Regions from separate parts of the Homo sapiens genome. Here region 1 is linked to region 2. The links are chromatin loops, found by intact Hi-C in ENCODE. Cell type or tissue: OCI-LY7. All regions are shown on one strand. Links, peaks and the distances in the headings refer to the core of each region. The heading gives the core; the rest is flanking DNA. Region 1 holds the start of LOC107984642 (a long non-coding RNA gene). Region 2 overlaps DAAM1 (dishevelled associated activator of morphogenesis 1).

The links. Peaks named below come from ENCODE experiments on the same cell type or tissue, not always from the same donor. Only the 100,000 strongest peaks of a DNase experiment are listed, where the experiment ranks them.
Region 1: a loop joins it to region 2, with 2.4 times the contacts of the local background. A loop is called at or near these places in 1 of 110 quality-filtered maps.

Annotation. Positions count from the first base shown.
Region 1 is chr14:59,142,115-59,158,158 of GRCh38, reverse strand. It overlaps LOC107984642 (a long non-coding RNA gene), which reads right to left and starts at 15. Exons shown (of 2, transcript XR_001750928.1): 1 at 1-15. In OCI-LY7, for the core only: no CTCF peak of the experiment used is centred there; a DNase peak (open chromatin) is centred at 9,648; H3K4me3 peaks cover 746 bases; H3K27ac peaks cover 1,976 bases.
Region 2 is chr14:59,347,253-59,363,296 of GRCh38, reverse strand. DAAM1 (dishevelled associated activator of morphogenesis 1) reads right to left here. Exons shown (of 25, transcript NM_001270520.2): 17 at 15,674-15,758; 18 at 10,665-10,771; 19 at 9,333-9,421; 20 at 7,964-8,132; 21 at 3,793-3,900; 22 at 2,435-2,495. Among named protein-coding and RNA genes, the nearest start is that of GPR135, 110 kb to the left of the region's middle. In OCI-LY7, for the core only: CTCF peaks have their summits at 7,747 and 7,952; DNase peaks (open chromatin) are centred at 6,806 and 7,916; H3K4me3 peaks cover 1,819 bases; H3K27ac peaks cover 2,400 bases.

The DNA of each region.
Region 1 (16,044 bases), core at 8,207-10,706, 210 kb after region 2:
GAGGTGGGAGGATTGCTTGAGGCCAGGAGTTGGAGGCTGCAGTCAGCTATGATTGTGCCACTGCACTTCAGCCTGGGCAGAACAAGACCCTGTCTCTAAACAAAAATAAAAACAAAAATTTAAAGCAATAATAGCCCATAGCTTTTATTGAACTCTTACCCCATATCAGGTACTCTTTAAGCATCGTATACATATTCCAAAATCATCTGGTCTATTGCCTCCAATTTAAAGGCTCCTACACAAGTGCCCTTACAAAATACACAGGCTTATGACCCCCTCTGAATCTGAAGTGACTGGAGAAGGAGGAGTTCTATTCAAGCCAAAGGTGACCTTGTGCCTATATTCTGAGGGCTGCCACCATGAGGAAGAGTAGGCTCTGGACTCACAAAGTTGCCTTTACCTGGCTAGCCAAGGCATGTGCTTTATGTCAAAGAGGAATTAACAAGATTCAGTTCTGGCATTAACCTCCTAAAGTTGATGCAGACCCCACAAGTTGAGGGCTCAGCCCTTCACAAGACTACCCTCACTGCAGATGCCAGCCACACTTCAAGCGTCCCTGGGATACCCACACTTCTGACTGACTGGCTACAAATTCAGAGATTCTCATAACCACTTCAGGTGTGATAATTCATGAGAACAACTCACACAACTCAGAAAAGCACTACACTTAGGATTAGAGTTTCATTATAAAGAATGGAAATCAAGACTCTCTCAATGAAGACACACAGGGCAAGGTCTGGGAGGGTCTCGAATGCAGAGCTTCCATGTGTTCTCCTTCTGGGATCAGGATGTGTCACCCTCCTGGCACATCGATGTGTTGATCAACCAGGAAGATCCACTGAACTTCAGTGTCTAGAGTTTTTACTGAGGCTTCATTACATATTGAATCATTGGACACACAGCTGAACTCAATATCCAGCCCTCTCCCATCCCCAGAGATCAGGAGATTGGCTGATATCACAGGGCTTAAAGCCTCAACCATCTAATCACATGGTTGGTCTTTCTGATATCTAGTCCCCATCTTGGACCTTCTCTGTCTCATTAGCATAAACTCAGGTGTGACCCGAGGGGCTCATGAAAATAATAAAGACACTGACCACCGGGGAAATTCCAAGAATTTTAGGAGCTTCCTGCCAGGAATCCAGGACAAATTATTTATTATACAACAATACACATTATTTAATTTTCCCCTCACACCAGTTTATGAGGTAAGAATTATCTTCATTTTATAGGTAAGAAAATGAATGCTTCCAAGATGTATAGACTTAGTCAGTTAGAGATGCAGGATGTAATCAAACTCAAGTCTTCCCAGCCTCAAAGTCTACCTTCGATCCATCTTAGCCATTAAGGAATATTGCCTTACATATAAGCCCCTAATATATCTTAAGAATGCTTGTGTATGACTATGTACACACACACACACACACACACACACACACATTCTGAAGCTTGTCATCCTTAACTAATATGGGAGAGAATGCTAACTAAATCCCCAAATCCATTCTCCTTTGAGCAGGGAAACCCTTGTGTTTTAGATGGACACCTGACTGTTCAGTGTCAGAATGACATTTCCCAGCTCCTTTGTGTCTAGCTGTGAGCATATGTGATGTATGCAGTTTCCAGAGCATGTCCTTGAAAAAGAGGTTGGTTGCCCTCTCCTTTTTCATTCCCTGCTTCTGAGTCTGGTGCTGCTAACGAACCACCATCAGTCATGAGGCTGAGGGCAACACCTTAACAGAAGGTGGATCAACAAAATAAAAGCAAACCTGCCTCCCTGTCTGTCCTTGAAACAGAGCCACCTACTTGCCCCAGAATGCTCAACTATTATACCTCTGGGCAGTAATGTGTGAAAAAAGCAAACTCCCATCTTACTGAAGGCACTGGATTTGGGGGTCTCTTTGTTACAGTATTTTGGGCTCTATTCTAACCACCACAACTACTAAGATAAAGGCTTCCTACAGGCTTCTAGCATTGCATAGTAGTGGGAATACTTCAAATGTTCCTCTTATTCAGCATTGGGGTCAGGCTGCATTCCTACCTGTGGTCTCTCGAGTGCTTAGCTGTGGATTGCTCTTGATCTATCCTTGTTTTATCAGCTTGAAATGCTTATGTATTGAATTGTTTATCTTCAGGATGAAGCTCGTTATTTCTTCTGTATAAATGTAGTTTATCATATGACAGTTACATTCTTTTTCCCATTGTGAAACTCTGCTGATAAACCTCGACATGGAGAAAAAAAAAGGCTATAAACTTTTCTTCCCACAGTAATTCAGACTTACACTCAAAATGCTACTTTGTTAAATATTATTTGTGCAGTTATTGTTTTGTATCATGGCCCTGTCCCTAAACTGAGTTTGGCCTGACACTAAGTTAAGCCAGTTTGGTAACTTTTGCTCTTAGAGTTTAAAGTTTGCCTGGAACCAGTATCCTTGCCCTTTGTTTTTATTTCTTTTCTATAGGCTCAGACACACTTTAAAATAGAACCTATCCCAATGTATCTCATTGAAAAAGAAAGAAGAAATCTAAAGGACACTAGATCACAATTTTTTTTTTTGAGATGAAGTCTCACTCTGTCACCCAGGCTGGAGTGCAGTGGCGCAATCTCGGCTCACTGCAACCTCCGCCTCCTGGCTTCAAGTGATTCTCCTGCCTCAGCCTCCTGAGTAGCTGGGATTACAGACGCATGTCACCACACCCAGCTAATTTTTTGTATTTTTAGTAGAGACGGCGTTTCGCCATGTTGGTCAGGCTGGCCTTGAACTCCTGACCTCAGGTGATCCACATGTGTTGGCCTCCCAAAGTGCTGGGATTATAGGCGTGAGCCACCGTGCCCGGCTGGCACAATTTTTAAATATATAAAGTTTGCAACACACACACACACACACACACACACACACACACACACACACACACACAAGGATTACCTTGTCCCCCAGCCTTTTTTTTTTTTTTTTTTGAGACAGGGTCTCACTCTGCACCTAGGCTGAAGTCCAGTGGCACCATCAAAGCTCGCTGCAGCCTCGAACTCCTGGGCCTGAGGGATCTTCCTGCCTCAGCCTCCCAAAGGGCTGGTATTATAGATATGAGCCACCAGGCCTAGCCTTGCCTTGGCCTTTTAAAAGTCAACTTTTGTTTGCCCCAGTGAATTCTTTTATAGCTGCACATTAAAAACAAATATTAACAACATGGTATGGGGCTATTTTTAAATTGAGTTCAATGAAAAAACAGCACACATTTTCAGTGCTAGCCTTTTCTTTCCGAAAGGTCTTTTATGGAAGTAGTTTAGTTTGTGGATATTTGAAACTTAGAGAAGGTGTGGTTATTTACATAGTTTGGGATTCCCAAATTACCTACAGTATCTAAAACCAGAAAGATTATTATATGTATAAGAGTAGACAAAATGAAGTAAAAATCAAAGTTTTTTACATTCTGTTTGGGTTTCAGAGGGACCATTTCATGGGAGTAGATGAAAGAGTAACTCTTTCTGAGGTCTACATATAAGATCTTCAAAGTACAGTCACATTCATATTAGAAAGGCTAAGATTAACCAGTCAGAAAGCGTATTGCAAAGTATGCAGTAAACAGGAAGGCGGGGAGGCATTCTTTCAAAGGTGGGGTGCCCAGTTGTTCTTCCTGTTTATCTGTCATGGGAAAGCAGATAACCATGGAGAGGGCCACTGAGAAGCCTATTTTATTCTTTTTCTTCCATATTTAATCTAATACTCTTTTACAATATAGCATTAATGTGAACTACTTTCATCAGCTAGATTTTATTCATTTCTGGCTAAGGAAAATGTTTTTGAAGTGGAGTAGGGAAAATGAGAATGGCAGTATTTATATATATTATTTTATAGGATACTTGGAGAGGGTGTGAAACCTGAATGGGGTTTCAATAAGAGGTTTTGCACAATGGATGATAAGTTGAAGCTCAGTATAGAAAGTGTTGTGTAGATGGTAGGCTCAGGGTCAAAAAAAGAGGTGAGAAGGCAGGAAAGATAAGCCTCCTCTTATTCAAGTAAATTTTGTCAAGTCTCTGATGGTATCAGAGGTTCAACAACCTCTGGCTTTGCCTATTACTATAAAACACCCTCACCTTAGCATCAACTGTTTAAAGAAGGCAGAATAAACATCAAGAAAGGTTTTTTTTTTTAATTATGAAGGTAGGCTTAAAAACAGATTAACAACGCATAGCAAATGTTGGTTGCATATAGGCTGCTTGTTGTTGCTATTAGAAATGCAAGTTTGGTGAATTAAAATTGCATGGAAGCATCTTTTTCTTTAAACAGTGTAATTATGGTGGGTTCATCTTTATAAAATGGGCAAATGAAATGAATAACAGCCCAATTTAACTAAAATATTCAGGACATATAATTGTAGACCAAATTGGTTTATTTTGGCTTAAACCATTTGAATAATTACGTTAGTTCTTCCATCGATTTAAATGTGAAATCAATCATTCTGTCAACCCATGCATTGTTCTGGAGTTTCCCAACTCTATTCTCCATACTGAAGGATTTACTTACCTACAACTGGTAGGCATCAGCACTTAGAAAACCCTCTACCATTACAACATATAACATTATTAACAAGTAAAAGTCTGAGATGAGTTTTATGCATAAATAAAAGCAAACCACTGGGGAGATGATCATCTATACCTCCGTTGATGATACTCTCTCAGCCTTGGGCAAGAAAATGATCAACATCATCAAATATTTATTGGCACCCGTAGGAGTGCTGCTTCTGCACTGGGATTGCCGCCTGCTCTCTTCTGGGGGTTAAATAGAGTTGAAACTTCAACCCCTCAAAGAAAAACTAAAAATTTATGTGTGAACTGAGCTTTAAAAATGAACATTTTTGCATACTTCTATCTATCATATACACACTTATACTGGAGTCAAACTCAAAACTCCAAATCCTTAAAACCATCAGAAGGTATATTTCCTTGTTTAAATATCAGATGATTGAGAACTTTCAGACTATGATTCTTTTGAATTAGAGTGATGATGAATGTTCAGGGTTGAGGGAAGCAGTCAGGGCTCTGGATAGTCTATCACTGCTATCAATTTTATGTTTTTATACATGTATAATATATATAATGTTATATATCATAATATTTTATATATATATACTTAATCATTATATGATTCTCCTGTTGATACCTTATCCAGTTTTAAATTTTTCTGGGCATTCTTTTTTTTTTTTTTTTTTTTTTGAGATGGAGGCTCACTCTGTCGCCCAGGCTGGAGTGCAGTGGCACGATCTCGGCTCACTGCAAGCTCTGCCTCCCAGGTTCACACGATTCTCCTGCCTCAGCCTCCCGAGTAGCTGGGACTAGAAGCACCTGCCACCACGCCTGGCTAATTTTTTTGTATTTTTAGTAGAGACGGGGTTTCACTGTGTTAGCAAGGATAGTCTCGATCTCCTGACCTCATGATCCGCCCGCTTCGGCCTCCCAAACTCCTGGGATTACAGGCGTGAGCCACCTCATTTCTGGGCATTCTTAGAGCCCATCAATAAATAACTTTATTCTCACTGAATTTTCATCAGTTGTGTGTAATTACCTGCCCTCATCAGGTCAAGTGAAATTCCAATACTTGAGTCTTTTCTTCATAAGAATAATTTATTTCAAGACTATTCTTCCTCCTCTGGTTGTGAGATCCACGTTGGTGATTTGGAATGGTTAAACTTAACCAGGACAGCATGGGAAAGACTAGAAAGGGAGATGGGCCTGGGATGAGCCCTACTTACAGACACAGTGCCAACCCTGGGAGGCAGACCCTGCAGCAATGCTGGGAGGAAGCCAGGTAAGCAGAATGAATAACCTGGAGTGTTCACAAAAACCACTAGCACAGCATGTTACAAACATGAATTCCCAGACCCCACAGCTAGAGAGAGATTCTGATTCAGTGGGGTTATGTGGATCAAAATAAACCACATTTTAAACAATACTCCAGGGTGATTCTGCTGCAGGTGGTCTCTGGATTACACTTTGAGAAATACTGATCTAGTGGGTTACAAAATAGATGACAGCTGATAGGAAAGTCAATTGGCAACAGGAATGTCACATCCTGGGAATGGGGCATTGTGGGGGCTGGACAGAGCCTTGGCTGAGGAATTCAGATACAAACAATATTTTGAGAGCTGAACTGGCAAGCAGTGGCAGTAGGAAAGTCCCAAGGATCCCATCTCTAGCCTTTGGAAGAAGGGCTGTGAAGAACCAGCCAGTGCCATATCACGGAGGACAAGGGCTCAGGCCCAGGGGACAAGGCATCCATCTGACCCAGAGCATCAGGGGAAAGATGGGGCTTGGACTAAAAAAGAACTCCTGTTATGGGTTGAATTTTGTCCCCCCAAAAGATATGTTGGAGTCCTAATCCCCAGGACCTCAGAAGTCAAGCATAAGATTACAGGGGTAATCAAGCTAAACTGAGGTCATTGGGGTGAGCCCAAATTCAATATAACTGGTGTCCTTATAAAAAGGAGAAATTTGGATATAGAGACAGACACCTGGAGGGAATGTGGATGTGAAGACACATAGGGAGGAGACAGCCATGTGAGTGGAATGGTGCGCCTGCAAACCCAGGAGAAACAAGGATGGCTGGCAAACACTGGAAGCTAGAAGAGGCAAGGAAAGTTTCACCCCAGAGTTGTCAGAGGAAGCATAGCCCTGCCGACATCTTAGTTTCAAGCTCCCAGCTTCCAGAACTGTGAGATTGTACATTTCTGTTGTTTTAAGCCACCCAATTTATGGCACTTTGTTACTGCAGCCCTTGCAAACTAATACAACCCCTGTACTTCTTCCCTTCCCCATCGCCACTACCCTGGCTCCAGCCACATTACTCTCTGTGGCAGCTTCCTGATGAATTCCTCCTCAAAAGCTTTGCCTACCTCCTCTCCATTCTCACTTCTGTGGCCGGAGTGGTCTTTTTAAACACAAACTGATCAGTTTATTTGCTTGCTTCAAACTTGGTTTCACTTCCCATTTGTCTAGTTAAGGATAGAGTCCAAACTGCATAGCATGGCTTATGGCCCTCTTTGGACTGGCCCTGCCCACTTCCCCATCCTTGTCTTTTGAGATTTACTCTGTTTCTCTTACCCTTCACTCCTCATATTTACCCTCCAAAACTAACAGTTTTTAGAATATGTCATATTTTCTTTCCTTCTGACCTTGGTAGATACTGAATCCTCTGCTTAGGAGTCTTCTCCTCTGCCTCTTTTGCTACCTAAGTCATACCGCGCTTTAGGTCTTGTATCTATCAGTGCTCTCCAGATAAACAATAGGTTAGATGGATGGAGAGATGGAGAGATTACATAGATCGGTAAGAGGAGATTTATTATGGGAATTGGTTCATGCGATTATGGAGGCTGAGACGTGCCACCATCTTCCATCTCCAAGCTGGAGAACCACGAAAGCTGATGGAGTAATTTGGCCCAAGTTCAAAGGCCTGAGAAACACAGAAGCTGATGGTATAAGTCCAAATCCAAGGCCAAAGGCTTGAGAACTGAGGGGGCTGCTGCTGCAAGTTCTGGAATCCAAAGGCCTGAGAACCAGGAGAACTAATGTCCAAGGGCAGGAGAAGATGGATTCCTCAGCTCAAGAAAGAGAGAGAGAATTCACTCTTCCACTTCCTTCTTGTTCTCTTCAGGCCTTCAGTGGATTAGATGATATCCACCCACATGGATGAGGGCAGATCTTCTCTACTCACTCTACTGATTCAAATTCTAATCTCTTCCAGAAACACCCTGACAGGTGCACCTAGAAATAATGTTTTCAGCTATCTGGGCATTGCTTAACCTAATCGAGTTGCACAAAATTAACCACCATGGGCCTCATTTTGGATGTCATTTCTGTGACACTTGGATTTGATGTCCTTCTTGAGTATTCACAGCACCATGTAATGCCATAGTCAGAGCTTGTGCAGTACTGGGTTGTCACTGACTGCTTACTTGTTGGTGCTTGACCCACTAAATCTAAGTTCCATGAGTACAAAAATCAGACCAGTGGTAGTTCCGATACCTCTACAGGAGAGAATTTGAGTAACAATCTAGTGAAAAGAAGGGCTAGGAGTGGCCAGGCACGGTAGCTCACACCTGTAATTCCAGCACTTTGGGAGCCCAAGGCAGGTGGATTGCTTGAGCTCAGGAGTTCAAAACCAGACTGGGCAACATGGTGAAACCTCATCTCTACAAAAAAGACAAAAATTAGCCAGGCATGGTGGCTCACATCTGTAGTCCTGGCTACTTGGGGGTTTGAGGCAGGAGGATCGCTTGGGCAGGGGAGGTCAAGGCTGCAGTGAGCTGTGTTTGTGCCACTGCACTCCAGCCTGGGTGACAAAGTGAGACGCTGTCTCAGAAAACAAAAACAGAAACAAAGAAGGACTAGGAGTTTATTTGTGTTGAGGAAGGGGCTAATGGAGATGATGGTATATCTAAGGCCTCCCGAAACTATCCCTTGTATTGCCTCTAGCAGGCATTATATCTATCTTGTTTACTGCTGTGTCTGGCACATAATGGATGCTCAAAAATGTTAAGTACACCAATGACATTGAATACATGGGAAGTTTCATGACCAGTTATGCCCAAGGTCAGAGCCAGATGAACTAATTTCAAATGGAACAGAAACATCTTAAAATTCTTCTTGCCTAAGCTCAGGATTGGTCGTAGGTAAGGTAGGCTACTGGAAGAAGAGAGAGGCAAAGACTAGGAGCCAGGCTAAGCTCCGTCATAAGAAAGGCTGACTAGCTGTTCCTCATCAGTTCCTCTGACCTTGGTCTTTTCTATTGTTCATTGAAAGTGCAGCTTTTATTACCTACTATTTACCAGCTGCTCACTTCTTTTGTAGCGAAATGAAAGAGCACCATTTCTCTAAGATAGATAGTCTATGTAAGAATGATTTTATCTCTCTCTAAAGATGCTTTGCACAGCACTCACACTCTTGCATGCTTATTTAATGGACTTGCCTCAGGCATGGCCATTCCAAATCCCATGAAATGGTATCTTTTTAGGGAATGGTAACAACAGCATTAAAAGGGGACATTAAAATAGAAAGGGATTGGAAGGGAGAATAAACATAACTGAATGATGGCTAGTGAGGGCAAACTTTGGAGGAAGGATTTATATGGATTTTGAAGAGAACTAGACTTACTAAGAGCATAGAATCCTGACAATTACATTGTTAGATAGCCACAGGAATTTATTGAGTATCTTCAAGGAGTAGTATCTCAGAAATTAAGGAGGACATGGAAAAGGAGTGAGAACTTTCCTAAGCACATTGTATACATTAATGGAATATATACAATGGGAAAAATTTATGTGTAGCTAATACTGCATTTCTATGATGTATATTTGGGAGAGAAATAGATCAGAGGAAGAGACTAGCAGCCACGTAACATTGTACTGTTCCCTGCATTTATCTTTTCCTGTGGAAATGTAGGTTGCTCTCTGGGCCAGGAAGGCAAATTGGTTTCATCTTAAATGCCATCTAAGAGAGATAATAGCTCATATCAGCAGTAGTGGTGTGGGGAAGAATTCTGAGAGTACATCTAGGCTCACTGCGAAAAAAGTGTCATGATAAATTAGTGATGTCTGCCAGTTAACGGAGGGAAAGGAGGGAGAACAAAGGCATTATATATTTGCATAAACTTGCCATCCCTGTTCTAGACCATTGGCAGAAATCTGAGTATCCTCAGGGGCTTTCAGTTTCTATTTTCTTCTTTAAGTATAAGCCAGAAGTTTGCTCTTCTAAGACACTCTTTTGATGAGATAAAAGATCTTGTCTTCAAGTTTGAAAAATACGAGATTCAATGAAAAATTCACATATACTTATCCTAATTCCCAATTCAATAAGATTGCTCATTAATAATAAAATAAATTTTTAAAAATGCTTTAAAACACCTATCAAATATTAAAGATGAAAAAAGGGAAAGCAGCATTATTTGAGAAAGTTTAGGGAATTGTATAATCTCATACAATACTGACTAAAGTGTAATTTGGTATAACCTTTCTGGAAAGCCATCAGGTAATATATATTAAGAGCCTAGAATATTCATATCCTTTCATTCAGTGATTTCAGTAACCAAAACTTATCTTAATCATGTAATCAATTAGAAACACAGATTCATATTTAAAGATATTTAATACACGTTGTTTTTTTAATAACAAATAGTTGAGAATAACCTAAATATCTAACAAGATGGGATTGATTAAATAATATTATGTACAATTAGCATATTAATATGGCAGCCACCAAAAAGTCCTCAAAGATTATTTTTTAAAAAAGTTGATATTATCTATTAAGTGAAAAATACAAGCTAGAAAGTACAATGTAGAGTATGATTGTAATTTACTAAACACATCTTTTTCTCTTTAAGAGTGTATGTATTAATAGTGTCACAAGCACATGCAGACACACACACACGCACACACACACACACACCACAGACTGAAGGGACATATCCCAAATATCAACAGGGATGATGGGTGAATTTTTATCTATTTTTATTTTTTGTACTTTCCGATTTTTTCACAATAAAATGTAAAAAAGGGAAAGAAGATAATTACTTGTTAAAAATTTACCAATGTTCCAAGTTACCTTTGGGTGGTCTAGCCTGTCCATTTATCTCCAGCTAGGACGAACAGAATTCTTTATCATAGTTTGCTATCTCAGCATACATTGTACAAAGCATGCTACAAATAATTTTCCCTGTGATTTCTATAGACAAAGGGATTGTAACATTGGAGGGAAAGAGGGGGCATAAATAATTAGGGTAAAGCCAGGCTGCAAGTCATTGGCAAAGCCTTAAAGAAAATTCAACACTCCAGCTTTCTAGCCCCAAACTTGAATCCCTCCACCACACTCTGTTCTATTGTTCAAACTCATTTGGCTGTCACATGCCCTCTAATCAGTTAGAATTCAGTCTTTGCAGAATTGGAACGTGAATGAAAAGGTTTTTTTTTCCTTCTGTTTCAACTGCTGTTGTTGAAGTCATCTCCTCTGAGGCCTTCAAACTAAATGGCTTTCCAACTTTAAAGAGCCCTCCTATTATGTGTGACTACAGATTGCTTGCATCTGGACTTGCTTCATGTGGCCATTTTATTTCCAGTCAACATCAATGTTAACTTTGTTAACATGTTAATATTGACCTATTACACATCATTGGCGTATGTAATTTTGAGGTAACAGATACTTCTAGATCTAGATTTTGTAAGATAGTTATCTTACTAGTTGCTGCAAGTGAAAATGACAAAATGAGGACTTCTTTTTATATATAAACAACTCAATTCCATCAAATTGGTAGAGCTGGTTATGGGTAGAGAGGCAGCCTATTTGTGGTGTAACAAAGAAGGAAATAATAGAGCTGGAAGCACAAAAATCTGTCCATTCTTTGTCTGATTTAATCTCTAACTTGCCCATAACTCAAGTTGTTCTTTTCAGTTTTCTCAGAGACCGAGTGTCTCAACTGTAAAACAGCATAATTTATGTCCTTCACATAAAACACAGGATTGGGCTAGGCAGCTTTGTCAAAGTGAAGATTAGCTCAAAGTTAACACAAACGCCTTGCAAGCTCTATCAGCTTAGAAGAGTATATCAAATAGTAAGGTGTTATTAAGTGACTTCAACATTTTGATTAAAGATAATACTAATACATCTTACATTTGCATAAAACTTGCTTTTGGCAAGGCTCAGTGGCTCACTCCTGTAATCCCGGCACTTTGGGAGGTCTAGGCGGGTGGATCATCTGAGGTCAGGAGTTGGAGACCAGCCTGGCCAACATGGTAAAACCCTGTCTCTACTAAAAAATACAAAAGTTAGCCAGGCATGGTGGCGGGTGCCTGTAATCTCAGCTACTTAGGAGGCTGAGGCAGGAGAATTGCTGGAACCTGGGAGGCGGAGGTTGCAGTGAGCCGAGATTGCGCCATTGCACTCCAGCCCCGGCTGACAACAGTGAGACTCTGTCTAAAAATCAAACAAACAAACAAACAAACAAACAAACCAAACCAAAACAAAAAAACCTTGTTTTTAAAGTAATATAGTAAAGTAAAAATGTGTTCTCTGTCAAATTTGTAAAATACTAACTTTTAAAAAGCCTTTCTAGGCATTTAACAAATAAAGTAACATGAATTTAAACACTATGGGTGCGTTTTATGTGAATTTGAATTATTTCAATTTAAAATTGTACAGTATACAATAAACTTTTCTTTAATGCACAAAATTTTAGATCATGAGAATCCCCAAATTAAACATTAATCACAAATCACATAATTTAAAAACTGGCAGGCCCAGTGGGTCATTGATACTCTTTCATGGCATGTGATGGCTTCATTTTAGCTGATAAACAAAAATACGTTTTCTGTCCCGTCAGGACTAGTTCTGAATGATGCAGCTCTTGAGATAATATGAGTACTAAATTAATCAAGGTGTCTGGACATATATTCTTTGTATATAACATGCTCCTATGGCTTATATAAAAACAACTATGGGATATCAAGCATTTATTATCTAAGATGTCTCACTTTAAGACTTTGAATTAAAATTTAAAAAGGAAGCAGATCAGGCAATGCCAGTGTCTGCAATCAGCTAACCACATAGTTCTGAATTTGTAGGAACACCAATTGTCTGGCCTATACTTTTTAAGAACCATAGTAAGACTCTGACACCCTTCTTCCAGCACAAAAGTAGTTTATTTCTAATCCCAAACAGGCTCTGATGACTCTGAGATGACATTGACTTCCAATGTTCCATTTCTACTGTGCTAATGGCTTTTTAATGCCTAAATCCAAAGAGCTATATTGGATCCTCTTTTGCTTGGCTTCCCTGTACATTTCCTTCTTGAACTGCCTCCCTTTGCTTCCTGAGTACAGCACTCTCCAGTTCTCCTACCACTCAGTCCTCTGCCTCTGTGAATCTCCTGCCTACTCCTCTTTCTCCACCCGGGCCTTAAATGCTGGTGTTCCACAGGGTTCCAGCTACTACTTTTTTTTTTTTTTTTTCTCTTCTAACACTATAAACCCTCCCTGAGCGATTTCACCTGTTCCCTTGATTTTAACCTCTATCCACATGGTAATGACTCTTATGACTATCATTAGCTCTGCACACATAACTGAATGACCCCAGGCACCAAAACTGAATTCATTGTCTCCACTGGCCTCCAGAGCTTGTTCTCAGCCTTTTTGTCTTCCTGTACTCTCCCTTCTGTCAATGATACCACTCAGGCTCCAAGCTAGAAGACACAGGGTCATCCTTAATAACTCCTTTTCCCTCACCTCTTACTATGCAGTTTCTCATCTACACTTACTAACATTATTATAAAAATATATTTAAGGTTGGTTCCTTTTCTGCATCTCCACTGCCCCTGCCTAAGTAGGGGTTTTCCTCACGTTTTGCCCAGACTGCTACAGCAGCATCCTAAGCAGTGTCCCTGATACCAATCTCTTCCTCTACATCGTCCATTCCTCACTCCACTGCAAAGCTTTATAAAAAACAAATCTGATTACTTGTTAAAACTTCTGCTGGCTGTTTGATCAACAGAAGTGTTTGAATGAATGAACAATGGATTTCTTTAGTAGAAAGTTCACATTGTATAATAATGAAGAATTCATATTCTGGAGTCAGACATGGTTTGACGCAGGAGTTTTTTTGTTTATCATCTGAGTAACTGTGGACCATCTCTCTAAGCTTTAGTTAGACATCTATGAAAATGAAATAAAAATATTACCCACTTCATAAGTTATTGTGAAGATTAAATGGGATAATGTGTGTAAGGTACTTAGCATAGTAAGTGCTTTGTAAATGGCAACTATAATAGTTATTATTAGACTCTCAGACATGGGGGCTCAGTTGTTTTACTTAGCACTTTTCATGAATCCCAGTGTGACTAAGCTCAAACTATAAAACATTTGAATTTACCATTATTTCCCTCAGCCTTGTGACCCTACTGACTGTGTAATATTTTTCCTGATGCTTATTCATTGGTAGAATTTTATGTAATATAGTTTATTTCATGCAAGGTGATTTCATTACTGTGGTACTTTTCCCCTGATTTTTGAGTAGAACTGTATCTAATCCCTTAAAACTTTAATAAATCAGATTCTGGAATCTTTTTTGGGGCTCAATTTTGAAACAAAATGAATTTTTTTTTAATTCAAAAGATTAATTTACTCTATTTCCTTGTGTACATTTAATGGAAAAATATACCCAAACTACAAGACAAATGTGCTGCAAATATTTTTTAAATTTAATAGTTAAAATACAGACATATTTTGCATATTACCTTAAAACAGTTTCTCCCGTGACCAAATTAGTTCAAATCCTCGTGAAGCAACATCCATAAACTCATCCAGACGTTTTTCAAAAGCTCCTTTTCATTTCACTGTAATGTACATTTCACTGTAATGTACAACCATAATGCAATAACACAGGTAGAAAAATTTTAGAGCTGTTAAAATTGATAGCAGCCATTTCATGTTAGGGAAAAAGAAATGAAGTGGAAGGCCAAGGTGTGGCTTGTTATGCCATACCAGTGTATACTTGGATTTCCCAAAGAGCTGATTATATAGAGAAGGATGGGTAAAGCAGAAAAAGGCATTTTTAAGAGGGCTCATTGGCATCACCTATGTTTGATTTGCGCTGGATGTACCATGCAAATACTTAATGATGTTTATTTATACAGAAAAGAAAAACTAAGTTTTCCAAATGGCCATCAGTCATGTAGACTCTTTTCCCCCAGGGTTATTATTTAGGAATGAAAGTCTGTTTTAGTTCTGTTTGGTTGCAAATACATCTATTTGATCAATTTGCCAATGCTGTCATTCTTTTGGGGGTGGGGAGGAGGTGAGGGTGGCGGGAAACATTGCAAACCCTGCAAAGGTGTTTTAGCAGTAGCCTTTGGGACTTCTTTTTTGTTTTGTTTTTGAGATAGAGTTTCGCTCTTGTTGCCCAGGCTGGAGTGCAATGGCGAGATCTCAGCTCACTGCAACCTCCACCTCCTGGGTTCAAGCTATTCTCCCGCCTCAGGCTCCCAAGTAGCTGCGATTACAGGCATGTGCCACCATGACCAGCTAATTTTGTATTTTTAGTAGAGACAGGGTTTTTCCATGTTGGTCAGGCTGGTCTCGAACTCCCGATCTCAGGTGATCTGTCTGCCTCGGCCTCCCAAAGTGCTGGGATTATAGGTGTGAGCCACCGTGCCCAGCCTGCCTTTGGGACTTCTTTGGAAGCCACATGCACTGAGTAGCAGTCTCTAGTGAAGCAGCATGAGATTATGGGAAAGGGTACTAGATTTTGTTCAAGTCCTGGCTCTGTTCCTATCTGTGTGATGTTGGGCAAAGCACTTTCTCTTTTTGAGCTCACATTTTATTCTACCCTATCTGTAGGACTTTGATGTCTGCCTTCTTAAGGCCATTCTTTAAAACATCTTTTCAGAAAATTTCTCTCTCGATTCTTGTATCCTCCTCCCCCCACTTTCCTTTCTTCCTTCTTTATTTTCTTCCCTTCTCTCTTTTCTTTCCATAGGTTTTATTAATTTAGCACAATTTAAGCTTTGTATCATTTGAGAACATGGTAAAGATTTTCATTCACTTTAGTCTTTCATAAGCCTGGGTATGGTATTATATTTCTCGGGTAACCACTAAATTATAGAAACAAAAGGTACAACTTACTGAAGTAATAGAGGAAAAAAGTTCAAAAAATAAGAACCAAAATAGATTTGGGGGGGAAATTGTTTATTTTAGTAACTGTCTGATCTTTTTCAACTTTGGAGATGGAATAAGTTAATAATTTGCTTAACTTAAAAAACTTTTTTTTCTTCCTGGCTTCCTCCCTCCCTTCCTTCCTCCCTCCCTTCCTCCCATTCACTCTTCTTTCCCTTTTGTTGTTTTTTCTTCTTTCTCATATTGATCTCTTTTGCCACGTGCATGCAAAGCAGCCCTTTTGACTGCTGTGCAGATGAACAGTTATTAGAATGTAGTTCTGTGATTATACCATATAGTCAACTTGTAGAGTTCTTAGTTGATATAATGCCTAGCCAAATAAGTTTCAGAAATAAA
Region 2 (16,044 bases), core at 6,768-9,267:
AAACAAGAGACTCTGCTTGTCAATATTCCATGCTTAGAATTGTGGTGCCTTGATTTTTTTCTTTCCCTCTCAGCCAAGTCTATTTACTTCTTAAACTGTGGGATATGGGTAGTAGAATTTTGGCTGTAGCATTTGGCACCATAATGTACCATTTTTCTCTTGTCCATACCATATTGGTTTTTGTGAACAGGCCTGTAGGGGAATTAGTCTCTTGTTAATTATCCATATTTCCATTATCACAGCAATGAACGCAGATGATTCAAATCTAATGTTAATGGTTAATTTAATCATTGCCAGATGCACATTCTTATTTAAAGTTCACAACATCCCTATGAGTGAGGGATCACTATTCCCATTATACAAACATATAAATTAAGGTTTGGAGGGCTATATTACTTGCCCTGAAGTAGTGCTGACCAGTGACAGAGCCAGAATTTGAACTCAGGCCTGCCTGACTCCAGAGTCTTGGTAATAACTATGTTGTATACCAATTGACTTAAACTGGATTCTCCCTTATTTTCTTGCATTGGCAGAGATCTTCACAAGCAGGAGCGTAGTCATCACAGTTTATCAGTTCTGACTCAGCTCTACCACTGATTTGGTTCTTAACCATGGCATGTTGCTCTGGGCCTCAGTTTATTGATTTTTTTTTTTTTTTTTGTAAGAGGGCAACATCCACATCATCACTACACTCAAATGAAATAACGGAAGTGAAAACTCATCAATTATGGAGCTGGCACTGATTGGAAGAAATTGCCATGATTCCAGTACTTTAGCTTGGAAAGTGAGTGTATCTGTGTTCAGTGTGGGGACGGGAAAGGCATTTGAAAGTGTTTCATTAATGTATAATTTCATAAATATTCATCTTTGATACCTTCAAACAATATAATTAATTTGTGTAAAGCACAATTAGAACACATATATATTTGGCCAGGCGAAGCTCTGCCCCCACTATTTTCTTACAATACTACGTCACCTCCAAGGGTAGGGGAGGCTTCTATAGCCCCTCTCCTATAAAAAGTGTGATGCAGTGTATATGACCCAAGGGATAGAGTGATTTCAGCAAAACTATCCTTTAATAAAGCAACAACACAAAATTTCCCCAGAAGCCTCCACCCCAGGCCTTGCTCTGACCTGGCTCAGAAGCAGGGGTCAGAGCCAGGCTTTAGGGCCATCATAATGACCATGGACCCTCTGGGGCTGGGAGAAAAAGTTCAATCAGTAGAATTTTTTTTTTAATACTGCCCCCTACTCCCTACATTAAAAAAAAAAAAAAAGGAAAAAAACCTCACATGCTCCTTAATTTATTGAAAAAAAAATTAGACATTGTGACTTTAATTTTTATTAGAGGTATGTCTTTAATTAATTCAACTACTTTCTATGGCAGTTTTGTGATTCAAAAACGAAAAGAAGGGAGAGTCCTCACAGCATTACTGATAAATGATCTGAAGGATACTTATGAGAGGCACCTTTCCAAGCTGCCTGCAAATCCGTCTCCTTCACCCAGAGCAGGCCCAAGCTATGGCTGCTTTGAGCACAGACACCAGGGACGCTACTCTGCCAGCCTGTTCTCATCCCTGCCCCCTCTCTCGCTGGCAGCTGCATCTGCAGAGTACCCGCAGGGCACTGTGCCAACAGGCACGTTTCATCCTACCAGGTCCAGTCTGCCAGCCTGACTGGTTTTCCTTCCTCAGAGGCCTGGGCCCAGGTTGTCTTGTATGCCTGGGATAACCTCCCTCTATGCACCTAAGTTTACCCTACCCTCTTAAGCCATAGCTCAAACAACTTCTTTTCCAAAAGAGAAGCTTCCTCCAATAGGGGCCAATTGTTCCTCATGCCTCCAAAGCACCCTCAACCCGCTGCTTCCTTAAGGCACCTCCGTAATCACTCTGCTTATCTGGATGCGGCCAGGCTGAGGGAAGTGGCTGCTCCGATTATTGCAACACCTGGAGGACAAGGATTCTGAGTCATCGTGACCCTCAGCTAGAGCATGTACTACACTGTCTGCTTAGTAAATACTCCCCAAAGGACCAAGTCAAAAACAACTGAGAAGTTCTACAGAGAAGTTCTACTGCTCTACCGAAAGTGAACACCATATATTAGCAGCACTTGGAAACTGAGAGCGTCCCTGAAGATCATCTAGCCCAGCCCACTCATCCTGATGAATCCTGCCTTACAGATAAATTGGTGGCACACTAGGTCCAGTTTCCAGTTCCTGCTGCAGTGACTTATCCACGACCCCTGCTGCCTGCAATCAAGTTGCCAGGCTGAACATAACCTGCCTTTGCTTCTTGTGGTGGTGGTTCTTATTTTTTAATCAATAAATGTTTATCCCGGGCATACCACATGCCAACACAACCCATCTGCTGAAAACCACCAGCACTAGAGATAGTGAAGAGACCAGGAATTAGAACAACAACAAAAAAATACTCACTGTCTCTACTGCTTTCAAGCCACTTCTCAAGGTACTTATTTCTTTGTCCAGCTCAGTCATGCTGTTGTAAATAGCAATGTTTTAGCAATCAACATGTGACTTACACATATTAAATATAAGATGGGTTTAAATATTTCACGCTTGGAAGTCCATCCTATTTTAATTTAAATGTTTAAAATTCCCTTCCATGCTCAGATCTCAAAGAAAGACAACAGTATTTTAAACTCATGAAATGTAGGTATAAAATTATGTTTGTTTTCTGTAGCCAGCAGGTATATTTTACAGGTTAAAAATAGAATAGAAATATCTTCCATCTGTACAAAAATATTTTATGTTTCAAACTCAAAAAAATCTCACTTCAGCAAATTACTTCATGTAGAAATAAATCTCTTGCCATACTTGGCTCCCTTTGAAAACAGAAAGAAAACAAGTTCATCTGCAATCATGTTCACATTGTACTCTGTATAATCAGTGTTCTGCTTTTCACTAAGGCCCCAATAATATGACTATTACAAGGTAATGGCTTAAGTTGCAATCAAAAATGATTTTTCTTAAAGTTGTATTAACTAGTTTTTATTTTCATCTTTTTTTTAATAGAGAAAGGTTCTTGGGCTTCTCCCATACACAACACTTTCTATTTCATGGCTTTTAAACATTAGAGATTGAAACTTAATTCTCCCAGATAATTTACAACATATAAAGAAACTCACCAATACTTCATTTAATTTCATGCCTTATTTAGTATATTTCCACCAGATTCCATGAACAGAGGGAAAAAATGAGCCTGCTCATTATACTTTTCAAATTCACTGCAAAAAGATGCAGTTTATGTTTTAAAAAAAGAGCCAAAAGAGGGAGGGAAAAACAGCAAGGAAAATTGCCTGCTTCTCAGTCTCTGAAACGTGGTGTGAAGTTTGTGGTAAAAGTTTGGCAACTTTCCATTTTATTTTTAGTTTCTTCATTTGCATAAAGAATGCTTCCCATTAAAGAGCCGCCTTGGTTTCTGGGAGTATGTGTGCATATGTGAAAATTATTGCAATGTTCTGACACTTAGGTCTTCTATTTGCTTAGCCATGCATCTTTATTTAACTAAGGTGCTCCTACCTGTATTTAAAACACCTGCCCTTTAAAAGTATGAAAGTTAAAAATTGCATGCAGTATTCCAAAGAAGCTAGAACAAACATATATTCAAAACCTTGTAATACATTTGAGTGACTTGGATGAGATTCAAACTTTATTTCATACAATGATCAGGGGAAAACAAATAGAAGGACTGACTTCATGCAGTGCAAACTACCTCAATGGCTAACACACAATCCAAGTGATTTAAGAAACTAACACTCACTGTAAGTACTTACTTTACTTTCGCAGCTTGAGGAATATCTCGCAATTCTTCATTTAGATTGAGAACACTGGGGTACTTATTTTCCACAATAGTGATGAGATAGTGCAAAAGGGTAATGTTTCTACAATTGAAGAAGGGAAGAGTATTAAACATTCAAATTATTTTCATTTAAACTACATAAATATATGAATAGTTAATATCTGCATATGATTTATATGCTCAAATGGTAGAACCCACAATAATGCTATATTACCTGCATTAACTTCAAAATTTGGAGGATCATGTAAGGCAGGGATTCTCAAGAGACAGGAATAATGGGAGAGCCTCCATGGGGATTGCATAGATATATGTCAAAAAGCACACAATTTCTAAAAAGAGGATAAGAATTACATTTGTGGCCCATAATGAGCATCTTTCAAAATCTGGGTAATGTGATGGGTGATCTAAGTGAATCTGAACCACTGCCAGTGGAGACAAGCTCAAGTTTACCTTCCCAGTGGATCCACCCTAAAATGGGGTGTGCCCTGCAGGTTTATAACTAGTAGGCTTGGGTGGAGTGGAGTGGGGTGGGGTGGAGAGTGAGGGATGTTTATTCCACCGAAAAGGGCAGCTATTCTTAAGTCTAAAGTACAGAGCAGCAACTCACTGATGACAATTATTGATACTTTTTTTTTTTTTTTTGAGATGGGGTCTGTTGCCCAGGCTGGAGTGCAGTGGTGCAATCTCAGCTCACTGCAACCTCCGCCTCCTGGGTTCAAGTGATTATCCTGCCTCAGCCTCCCGAGTAGCTGGGATTACAGGCGCCAGCCACCATGCCCGGCTAATTTTCATGTTTTCAGTAGAGACAGGGTTTCACCATGTTGGTCAGGATGGTCCCCAACTCCTGACCTCAGGTGATCCACCCGCCTCGGCCTCCCAAAGTGCTGGGATTATAGGTGTGAGCCACCGTGTCTGGCCTACTGATAGTTTTTAATAAGGTTTCACCCAAAGGGTGGTCAGAAAGTTAGAAAGCCCCCTTTCTCTGGGCTGAACCTGGAAGTGGGCCATAACTGCCACCATGTGATATCCTAGCAGCCCTGAATCCACTTCCTAATTTAGCAACACTTCAGCTCCTAACTGCATAACTCTTAGTAGTTAAAACAGTTGGTTGTGCCAGCTCCCTCTCTGGTGGTGACAGGGCTGAACTCTGACTGACCTGGATGGAAAAGGCCAGCAAGTAGGATAACAGTATCTATTAGGCAACACTGTGTTGGTCTGATCCCATTGTCACTGACTGCTACGCATTACAATCACCTGGACTCCAGATGCCTGGGCTAACCCCAGAGATTCATTTAATTGGAATGAGGTGGAGTCAGGCATGGGCATTCTTTAAAACTCCCTGTTGATTTTATCAAGCAACCAGGATCAAGAACTACTTATCTGTTGAAGTTAGAATTAGGAGGGTAAAAATACATTCCTTTAAAAAACATTTCCATAATTTAGGCAGTTTGCTAATTCACAATGCTAAACCCCAGTATTCCAACTCACCTCTAACCAAAATGAATCAGAGTTTTCAAACAATTTTCTTTACCCTTGCATTTCATAGAAACAATGCAATCCTTAAATCCTTATTTTTCTCACAGTCTCTCAATAGTTAGAAAACAATTGCCCACCAAAGCAAAACAGTGGCCAACAATTTTGGCCACTTATTTTTCATATGTTCAGCTGCATCCTTCCATTTCATTTTTTTTTTTCTCTTTTGAGATGGAGTCTCGCTCTGTCACCCAGGCTGGAGTACAGTGGTGCGATCTGGGCTCACTGCAACCTCTGCCTTCTGGGTTCAAGCGATTCTCCTGCTCCAGCCTCCTGAGTAGCTGGGACTACAAGCGCATGACACCACGCCTGGATAACTTTTTCTATTTGTAGTAGAGACGAGGTTTCACCACGTTAGCCAGGATGGTCTCCATCTCCTGACCTCATGATCTTCCGGCCTCGGCCTCCCAAAGTGCTGGGATTACAGGTGTGAGCCACTGCACCCAGCCTCCATTTCAATTTTGCTCTTCACAGAACCTACCTGTCATCTGCCCATGTGATTCTTACCTAAGGGGTACAAGGAGTGAGCAAAATGCCAGCCACCATCACAAGAAAGAGTGAGGCTATTTTTTTCATTTTTTAAAAGAAATGCTTTGCTATTGAGAGACTTCTTACCTAAGGGGTACAAGGAGTGAGCAAAATGCCAGCCGCCATCACAAGGAAGAGTGAGCCTATTTTTTTCACTTTTTAAAAGAAATGCTTTGCTATTGACAGACATTTCAATTAATTGCATTAACCATACACATCTTTCTTGCTATAGAAAGGTTTAAAACCATGCCTGAGCTTCATTTGTTTGCGATCCAAATAATACCTCATTTGACTAAATGCAAATTCTTAAAAGAAGGAACAGCAACAGCCACACATTTGATTCTTCCCTGCTCATTACCAGTAACTGAGCCTTCAATGCTGAGTGAATGCACCCTTCCTGCTGACTGTCCCACCACCTACACTATCTGATTAGATTCAACTGAACAACGTTCATGGGTGACTGCTTACAGGCAAAGCACTTTGCTAGGCATGCAGGTGTATAAGGTGTGGGCGCTGCATTTGGGGACCAAATATTAAAGGCAGAAAAAAAAGAGGAAACAGAAAGATCAGAAATAGTTGCAGATTGTTCTTTTGAAAAGGCTTGTACTTTATGTAAATTCTGTAGTAACCTCAGTAAATAAGCAGATAATCACGTAAGTGCCAGGTTATTGGTAAGTATTGGGGATGGGTGATTGCTTTTGTGTGTGTACAGTTGAAGAGAATGCCCTTCCTTAAAAAGGCTCTTTAGACACAAATAAGATCTTCCATTCCCTACTTCAACCTCCAAATAAGATCCTTCTGCTGCTAATAGAGCTGTGGATGGACCAACAACACAGGTGTCAAATACCTGTAAGGCCGAATACCTTGCTTGTTGTAACCATAGGCAAGCTGAATGAGCCACCTGACCCTGAGTCAGTTTCTTACCTGACAACAGGTGACAACAGTATTTGGCTTGTGTACTTCACAGGCTAGTGGGACAATCAAATGTGAAAGTGCTCTGAAAAGGATCAAGTGTTTACATTAAAAATAAGGTGGCAGGGCTATAACAACAGCTGCTCTTCATTAATCTATCTCTACACGATGCAAAAACAACAAATTAACACATTGCTTATTTCTTCTTGGATGGATTTAAGGTTGCCAGAATACTATGCTTCACGAACCCTATAGAAAATATAGGGTAAAAGCCCCTATTAGTTAGAAATAATTAGGGTGAACAGCCCATATTTCTAAAAAGAATTTGGGTATGAAGAAGCTTACCTTAGAAACAATTGTGCAAGTTCCTTTGAAGTCAGTGTGAACCTCAGAGAAACAGAGCTCTCAAGGAAACTCAAGTTAATATGCCTAATGACCCTACCCTGTTAATGACACAAGAACGTTTTCACATCTTGGTGTCTTTAATGAGAATCTGTTCACCTAAAATGCAGCATTGAACACTTTCTAGGAAGCATTTTAATGAGACCTGCAATGAGCAACTAAGTATCAATAGCCAAAATGCATTTATACATAAGTTTTTAATATAGTTGCTACCTCCACTGTATAAATAAAAACACAACCTAAAAACCCCAAAAGCTTCATATTCTAACACCAACTATCGGTTTTTTTCTTTTCTGTGGAACACAGTTTTCTGTAGAGGGGTCATGGGGAGATGTCGAGTGCTGGTAACATTCTGTCCTTGATCTGGGCGCTGGTTATGCAGGTGTGTTTAATTTGTGAAAAATTATCAAGCCCAGCATTTGTGATGACTGACCTCTTCTTAGTATATTATAATAAAAAGTTTACAAAAAATAATTTTTTAAAAAGGCAGGACAAAACAAAAACAACAGCAAAACTTAGAACAGATGATGTCCCAGTGGACCAAAAATGGATGAAGGATAATTGGTCCAACAGGAATGTGGGAGATGCCTGCGGTCATGAGAGAGGTTTAGAGAAGAGTCAATGTCAGAGAAGGGAAGAAAGTAGTGAGAAAGAGAAGTTCCAACTGAAGAATGCAGTGTCATGAAGGCTGAGGAGGACCAGAGAGGCATAAATCTGAGCCTGGACCTACACACCTGGCTCCCCCAAGTGTTGGAAGATCTCATACTTACTTGTCGATGCTGGATTTTGTGTCAGCAATTTTGTTTAGGCTAGATATCTTGAATCCATATGCATTCCCTCTTTGACCTTTATTCATATAATTTCCAAATGCCAAAACCACCTCCAGCAACTGCTTGAGGGCACCACTCCTAAACACCTCTTCTGAGCCAGAACGAATTGCTTCAAAACAAAACACATAAAAACATGATTACCAAGTGTTTCGTTGTTTGAAATCAAGATGTTTCAGTGATACCCATTCTAAATTCACACACTTAATAACAGATATTGAAGATGTAAGACTGAGTTATTGGGTTACCAAGAGCACTTTCAAAACGCTTACACCAGAAGCAAAGAACAAGGACAGGGAGAGCCAACTCAAGTTGTTACCAACACCCATAGACAGCTGCAAAATCCTATCCTTTCTCAGGCCTTTCTTGGCTGACTCATCAGTCATAAGCACTGAGGAATATCTAGAATAGCAATCCCATCTCCAAGATTTCTTTACAAACACTTACTTGTCTGGTGTGAGTCAGGTTAACAGGAGTATTGATCAATTCCACTGACAGAAAACTAGTTAAATGTGTTACATGTCATAGCTTGCAGGTGTCATAACAGGGATCAGAGCTTAGGCAGATGCCTGATTCCAGCCTGCGTTCCGTGGCTGTGCTCTTCAGTTGCCTTGCCCACATTTCAAACATTTACAAATTTTAAAAATCAAACCATACAACAGCCTCAAATCTTCCCTTTAAAAAAGCTACTAAGGCTCTGTTGTGAGGAAGCTAATTACAGGTTTAATGCTAGTAGCAGTGAGATTAACTCCTCACCAACACCCTCGTAGTCAAAAGCCCAACCCTGTAGAGGAGCCCAGGAGGCGTGCTGTGAGCTCCGAGACTAGGGCAGTGCATCAAGCACTGACCTTAAGTAATCACCCCTCAGAATTTTAAAAGAAAGACCTTGAGCCAAAAAATAAAATAAAAAATCACCAGGCCAGGCGCAGTGGCTCACGCCTGTAATCCCAGCACTTTGGGAGGCCAAGGTGGGCAGATCACGAGGTCAGGAGATTGAGACCATCCTGGCTAACGTGGTGAAACCCCGTCTCTACTAAAAGTACAAAAAATTAGCCAGGCGTGGTGGCAGGCACCTGTAGTCCCAGCTACTCAGGAAGCTGAGGCAGGAGAATGGCATGAACCTGGGAGGCGGAGCTTGCACTGAGCCAAGATCGCGCTACTGCACTCCAGCCTGGGCAACTGTGCAAGACTCCGTCTCAAAAAAAAAAAAAAAATCACCAAGGGGATCTTGTTTACTATATGCACTTGGATTGCACTTTTAAATGGGTTGTAATGATGAACATCATTTCCAATCTAGACAGCTTGACTTTACCTTCCACTTTAGGTTTCACTTCTGCCACACGCTCTGCAAACTTCTTTTTGAAGTACAGCGATTGCAACCTTTGCTGATAGTGATTAATTCTGTAAGAGCAAACATGTACTAATTGATATTCATTTAATATATCTAGGTTCACTTAATAACAGATATGGAGGTGGAGGTACCTAGAAGCACCTCCCCCAATACCCACCCACTCCCCCGACACACATACATTAGTTGTTCTCATGGACAGGAACACAGGACATTAAGCCAGCTTTGCCTGGAGAGCCCATTTTGGTCTGACCTACAGGGGCTACTTGGCCAACTGCAGCAGAGTCCTTAGCGCCCATCAAGGCAACTGCTAAAAGAAAGTGGGAGCCTGCTGCTGCTGCTGTTGACTGAAGCGCATCTCTCCTCCCTCAGAGTCCCAGGAACTCTTTTGAGCATAGAAGAGATAAAAGGGAATGAAAATGTAAAGAATACCCTACTGCAAATAAAGGACAGTTCCGTACACTTCTCCCAAATTCCAAATTTCTTAACTTTCCATTTTACTTTCCAAAGTAAAAACTGGTCTCCAACATCCGCTTCCCACATTGTCCTCTCCTCACTCCCATCTGCAAACCTCCCTCTGTCTTCATAGTGAGCACCCTCTCTACACCCCTAAAGGAGAAAACTGTGCCCTGAGGTTCACTGAAAGTTTCAGGACCACTGGTCCTTCTCTAATGAGGAATCAATTTTCTAGGCCTGAGATAGCAGATCGACTTAGCTCATATGCCAAACCCAATTACGAAGCTGTGGCTGCCTCAGGGCTTTCTGGAGAAGGGTTCAGAGAGCTTGCCAAGGCTCCGTGGGAAGAGTGCCATGATTGATTAGTGATGTCTGCATGTGTCATGATCTGACATCTAGACCCTGGTTGTTCAGTTATGGGGGCTTGAGGCTGACATTGTCAGAGTCTGTCCATATATTTTTTTTTCTTTTTTTTTTTTTTGTTTTACAACCACCTTGCCATGCTAAGCTACTTGGAAGTATGAGACACTATCCCAAGAAATCAGACTGGTGAGGAGAATGATACTGACTGGAATCAAGAAAAGTTATTACTTGATAAGGCCAAAGGGGCCCAGAAATAGAGATAATTGTGAAAAAACCCTCACCGTGGCTCATCCATAGACAAGAAGTGACATAAACAGAACAAATTCCACATCACTCAGACTTGAGAAGATTTTTAGAATGAAAAAGCTTTCAAGTTAAGCCAGGTTAATTGGCCCAAACAATTCAACATGAATTGAAAATTCATGAAGCTTAGAAAGGGAAGTGACATCTTCACATTCCCAGCATTTTCAAACTCACCGGCTCATCTCAAAAAGGAACCTATCAGCCTTGGCCATCCGATCCAGTTCGTGTTTATGTTCCTCCAATAGGTCAATGTCACTTTTTTCAGGAACAAATTTCAAGAGCTGAAAAGTACACACGAATATTAAAACTGAGGTTTATCACTTAAATCCATGTAGTAATTTTTCACCCTTTCAGTTAATCTGTCCCAAGATAAAATGTTAACTCTTGTTGAGTGTATAAGCTCTGCTCACAGGTTAAGATACAATAGAAATGATTAAATCTTTTCATTTTTACTTGGAAGTAGTTAAATGGGTATAAGATTCATTCCTGGCACCTTTCTGTTCTCTACTGCCTCTCAAATCAGAATTGTGGGAGTTCTCTACTGGAACCTCTTTTTCACAGACCACTAGAAGGACCTTAGGGAGTCAATGCTCTCATCAGAATATGATACAACTGAGGTCCAGGGAGAGTAAGCCACTCACCCAGGATTACAAAGCAAGTGTGGGTAGTGATTAGAAATAGAACCTAGGTCTCTTGACTCCCAGCTCTGTGCCTTTTTCTGTTACATCATGCTGGAATGAATAATTCCATTTGTAGTTTCCATTCCATTTTCTTATTTTTCTGGTTTATCTAATTCAATCTTTTTTTTTCCCCTTCCATGCAGAGCTGGGTGAGAGGAACACAGTGGGATTTGATGTTTTTAATTTCGTATTTTATTTTGAAGGAAGAAATGAGCATGGGATGTGGAAGAAATAGTAAAATATTTAAAACTGAAACAGTGCTTCTGTACGTGTCTGATTTCCTTTCAAGGTACACACGTTTTGGATGTGTATGCAAGACCTGTGGACTCATGCTGTTTTCTAGATCAAATGCCCTTAACTTTTTTTTTTTTTTAAAACATTGACCTTCTTGACTTTGAGGCTCTCCCCAGAATTTGATGCTGGAATTAGACGATCCATTTAGTAGGTTTTCAAATGTTTGTTGGATTTAACTGAGGGACCTCAGAAAAGGCAGTTAGTCTGGGTGTCATCAGCAGAGAGAGGGAATTGGAATTACAGGCAGGTGTTGTGTGAGGCTGGAATACATTCCAGGCAGAGTGTATACTATGTGCCGGGGTCTGGAACGGGCAGCACAGCACTTATGCAGGTGGAAGGGCAGTGGTAACATCAGTGGGAGAGGGCAGGGCAGGGTAGGCAAAGGCAGGGAGTAGCAAGGCCTTATAAGAAGTTCTGTCTTTACTTTGAGGGCACTGGGACATACCTTAAAAATCTCACGTAGGAGAGTGAGTTTACGTTTTTTTAAAAAATTGCCGTGCTTGCAGGATGGAAAAAGAATTAGAAGAGATTAAAAATGATTAGATAGTGGTATAGTAAGTAATCTAGGTGAGAGATGATGGTGGCCTGGATAGGGTGGAGCTAGTGGACAGATTCTAGAGCTATTTATGAGACTAAAATGGAACTGGCTTGACTTGATGGATTGTGGTATATGAGAGAGGAAGAGTCAAAGATGACGCCTGGGCTTCTGGCTTAGGCAACAACATAACAGGGAACATGAATTGAAGGAAGAGAAGGCTGGAGGTAGGGTGGGCCGGGATGGGGAGGAGAAGGTGAGTTTAATGTTCAAAATGTTTGCATGGAAGCAAGTAATGATTTCTAGTAGGCAGCTGGACAAATGGGTCTGAAGCCCTAGGAAGATGTGTTTGGAAGCTGAAGCATGGCATTGGTTTTAACAGGTAGGTTACTGAAGGCACAGGTGTCAGTGAGATTAGAAGAGGTGCCATCAAGAGAAAAAAAGCAGGGCTGAAGAGAACCAGCATTCAAGGCGCCAGGACAAGAAAAGGAAAAACCTTCAAAAGGAGGCCAAGGAGATGCAGCCAGAGAGGCCTGCGTGGCTCACAGGGCCATGGGAAGACAGCATTTCAGCATGCAGCCATGGGTGCCAACACCCCCAAGAAACTAAGAAAAATGAGGGCCCCGCAGTGTCCCCTGGCTCCGGCAACAGGGAAGTTGCAAGTGCCCCTGAGAAGAGCTCTAGGGAGGGGAGGAGGACAGTGCAGCAGAGTGGGTAGAAAGTGAGCGTGGATGGCTTTCAAGACTCTGGCTGCATCAGAGAGAAGACAGTAGCTAGATGGGGATGTGGAGTCTTGAGAGGGGCATGTGCATAAGACGTGTGTGTGTGTGTGTGTGTAAGGGGCGTGTGCATGAGGGTGTGCATGCAGGGGTGTATGCACACTGTGTGTAGGTGTGTATGTGTGGTATATGTGTGCAGATGCTGTATGTAGGGGTGTGTTTATGTGCTAAAGGCTGACACTTGAATGAGCTAAGAGTAGAGAGGGCGAGGTTGCAGATATAGAGAAGGGGGCAGTCAATCCAGCTGGGGTCCTGACTAGAAGAAAGGAATGGGGCCAGAGCGAAGGGAAGAGACATCCCCTCCATCCTAATGGGACGGAAGTGGGGGAAGACAGAAGTAGATGCCAGGGAGTTCATAGGTCTGGGGGCCTGATAGCTTCTAGGCATTTCTGTTCCTGAGTTCAAACGGTGACACTGTTCAGGATGTATCTTGTTCTTTCTCAGTGCAGGGAAGTAAGGGAGGAAGGCAAGAAGAAGGGAAGAAAAAGAGAGAGGAAAGCATCACCCCAGCCTCCCTCAGCTTGGATTTTTACCCATTGGGCAAGGAAACTGAGTTCTAGCCTCAAGGATCCTTTCACTAATTTGCTCAGTCCCCTCTCTCCCTGCAAACTTGTGCTGAGCCCACTTGTCCCCTGTTCAGAATAACACAGTCACTACATCTCTTTTGTTACCTAAAAGTGCACAGTAGGAGCCACACTAAAAACTCAGTCCCCTCTCAAAGGAGAGTTGTGTAAAGGACTGTGCGTGGGTAGTTTTAAGAGAGGATCAGGAGTCAAGCAAATATCTGGGAATAAGGATAAAGATATGTGTTCCGAGGAAGAAGAGCGTATAGCTCTCTCTCTCATCTGAGATCAGAGCTCAGCAGCTGCAAGCAGCAAGAGAGGAGGGGATGAAAGCAGCCACCAGGCACATCCTAAATCGGAGTAAGGAAATGCTGGCATCAACACTTGTCTGGGAAGAGTGTTGTATAGAGGAAACGGAAGTAAAGAACAAATAGTAAAATGGGGAGGAAAAGAAAGAGCGTGGGAGATGACCAGAGAGCAAGACACACACAGAATTATCAGGACAGGCCAGGTCAAAAAATATCCTACTTGTCCAGATTCTGCTTCAGTAGACTGGTTTTATTTCTTGCATTTATTTGAAGCACACTCTATTTGCACTGCAGGCCCTTTTGGCAAGATTTTGAAATCCTTTCCCTCAAGGAGGAATTTTGCTGGATGCAATTCCACAGTAAACAGATCTTGTGGAATTTTAAAACATACAACCTTGTCAATAGGAGCTGAAGGCAGGAGGACTAAAGTGGCTTTACACATAGTCCTTCACTTTGGGTTACCACATTGGGTGCAGCAACTCGAAGGCAGGGTCACCTGGGAGGGGCAGAGCACTGCCTAGACCTCCACTGTCCCAGAGCAAAGACTCTGTGTGACTGGTCTACAGCAAGGGAGGGAAGGGTACGTGAAGGAGCTAGAAAATGCTCTCAAAATAAATTTTGGGTTCAGGAGATACTTTTAAACCGTTCATACACAGAGAACCCCAAGAGACTTGAGAACATAATCATTAACTATTTTGATAATTAAATAAAACCTTTAAAGGACAGCATGAAGAGTTTCTCCATGGCAAATGTGAGGGATTTCCCCCAGGACTATTCCAGCCGCAGAGGTTGCAGGGGCGGGGCTGGTCCATTAGGGAGTGACTCTGCAAACATCATTCCTCCCTGCATGGTGTCTGAGACCTTCGAGGACATCAGTGAGAACCATGGAAAACACACGTGCAAACAGACAGGCACTCTACCCAGAGCAACTTCACCACTCAGGATTACTGTTAACAACACAAAATACCCTTATTCTCTGCTCTTGGAACAGGGCACACCTACAGATGCAACCTGGAGTTCAGTCTAGAATCATAGTTGCTTGTGCCCACAGCTGACCTTAGGTAGACCTGGCTCTAACAAACGTGGACTTATTGACCAAAACCACTCAAAATGTGAGCCCATCCCCAAAACAATGAGACAGAAGGATGGAACGATCTTATAGCATTCAGAGACTATCACCACAGAGCACAGAAAAGTTAAGGCCCAGACCAAGGGGCAGGGGGCAGAGACAGGTGAAAATCCCTAGAATATGTGCGAGATCAACAACATTGTTATTTGGGGACAACCAGACAAAGATGCCAAACAGCCCATGATCCCGTTGGAGAGGCTACAAAGAAATGCTATAGAAATACTGGCTGCTTGGTCATGGATAATAAAAATTATAACAAGATACCATGGGCAAAGATGTAATCTGACTGGGTGTAAATCCCATTCTTGCTACCCCTGGCATTTAAATTTACTGCTATTTATGACACAAGAGGGGGCTGTACAATGTACGGAGGTTAAGACTTAGCCCCAAGACATTTACAACCTGTCTTGTGACACGTATGTGTATTTAGATACAGATGACAGTGTTAGGGGTTTAAAGGTCATTTTCATGGTTGTGGGTCTGGTGACCAAGACACAAATTACATTTAGAGTTTAGTAATGAATCAGTTTTTGTAGTATGGTTTGCAATCTCACAGTGCTAGTGAGATTCTCGATATTCCTGTGAAACACAGATTTTCTTCTAGAGCTAGATTTATATGATTTACTGAGGTATAATGACTTAATTGCAGCTTGAGGGATGCTGTGGGTCCCAGGCATTTGACAAACTTGATCTTCTTTCTCACCCATCAGTTTGGGAGGCAATGAGAGAATAAGGTCATTAAGTTTCCTAACAGAGTCACATGGGAACTTGGTTCAGCCTCCTCAATTCATAGATGAGGAAATGATCCACTAGCAACAACCGGATGTTCTCAACATCCCTCTCCCTGTTGATGGTCGCTTTTCACTTCTGCTCTCAGATACATCTGGTAGCTCACCTGTTCCAACATGTCCTTGGGCAGATCTTCCTGTTCGTCCATTGTTAGAATTGCCCGTTTGATTTCGTCATTGGATAATTTCAACCTGGAGAAAGAATATTTTGTTATTAACCATATTGGTTTGAGTATTAAAATTTAACATAATTCACTTTGCTACCCCAGCTGCTGATTTTCAAGTACTTTTTTCTCAAAATCTCTCAGTGAAAGCTTATTTCCTGACAATATTGCACCTAAAAATAGGACTTTAAAACTGCTTTAACATTCTTTCAGGGCTTTGTAATGCTCTGCTGACACAGAGGACAAAGCTGCTATGTTCTATGATTTAGTTTCCTTAAGCAAGGGATTGGAAGATTAGAATTAGGGAAAATACC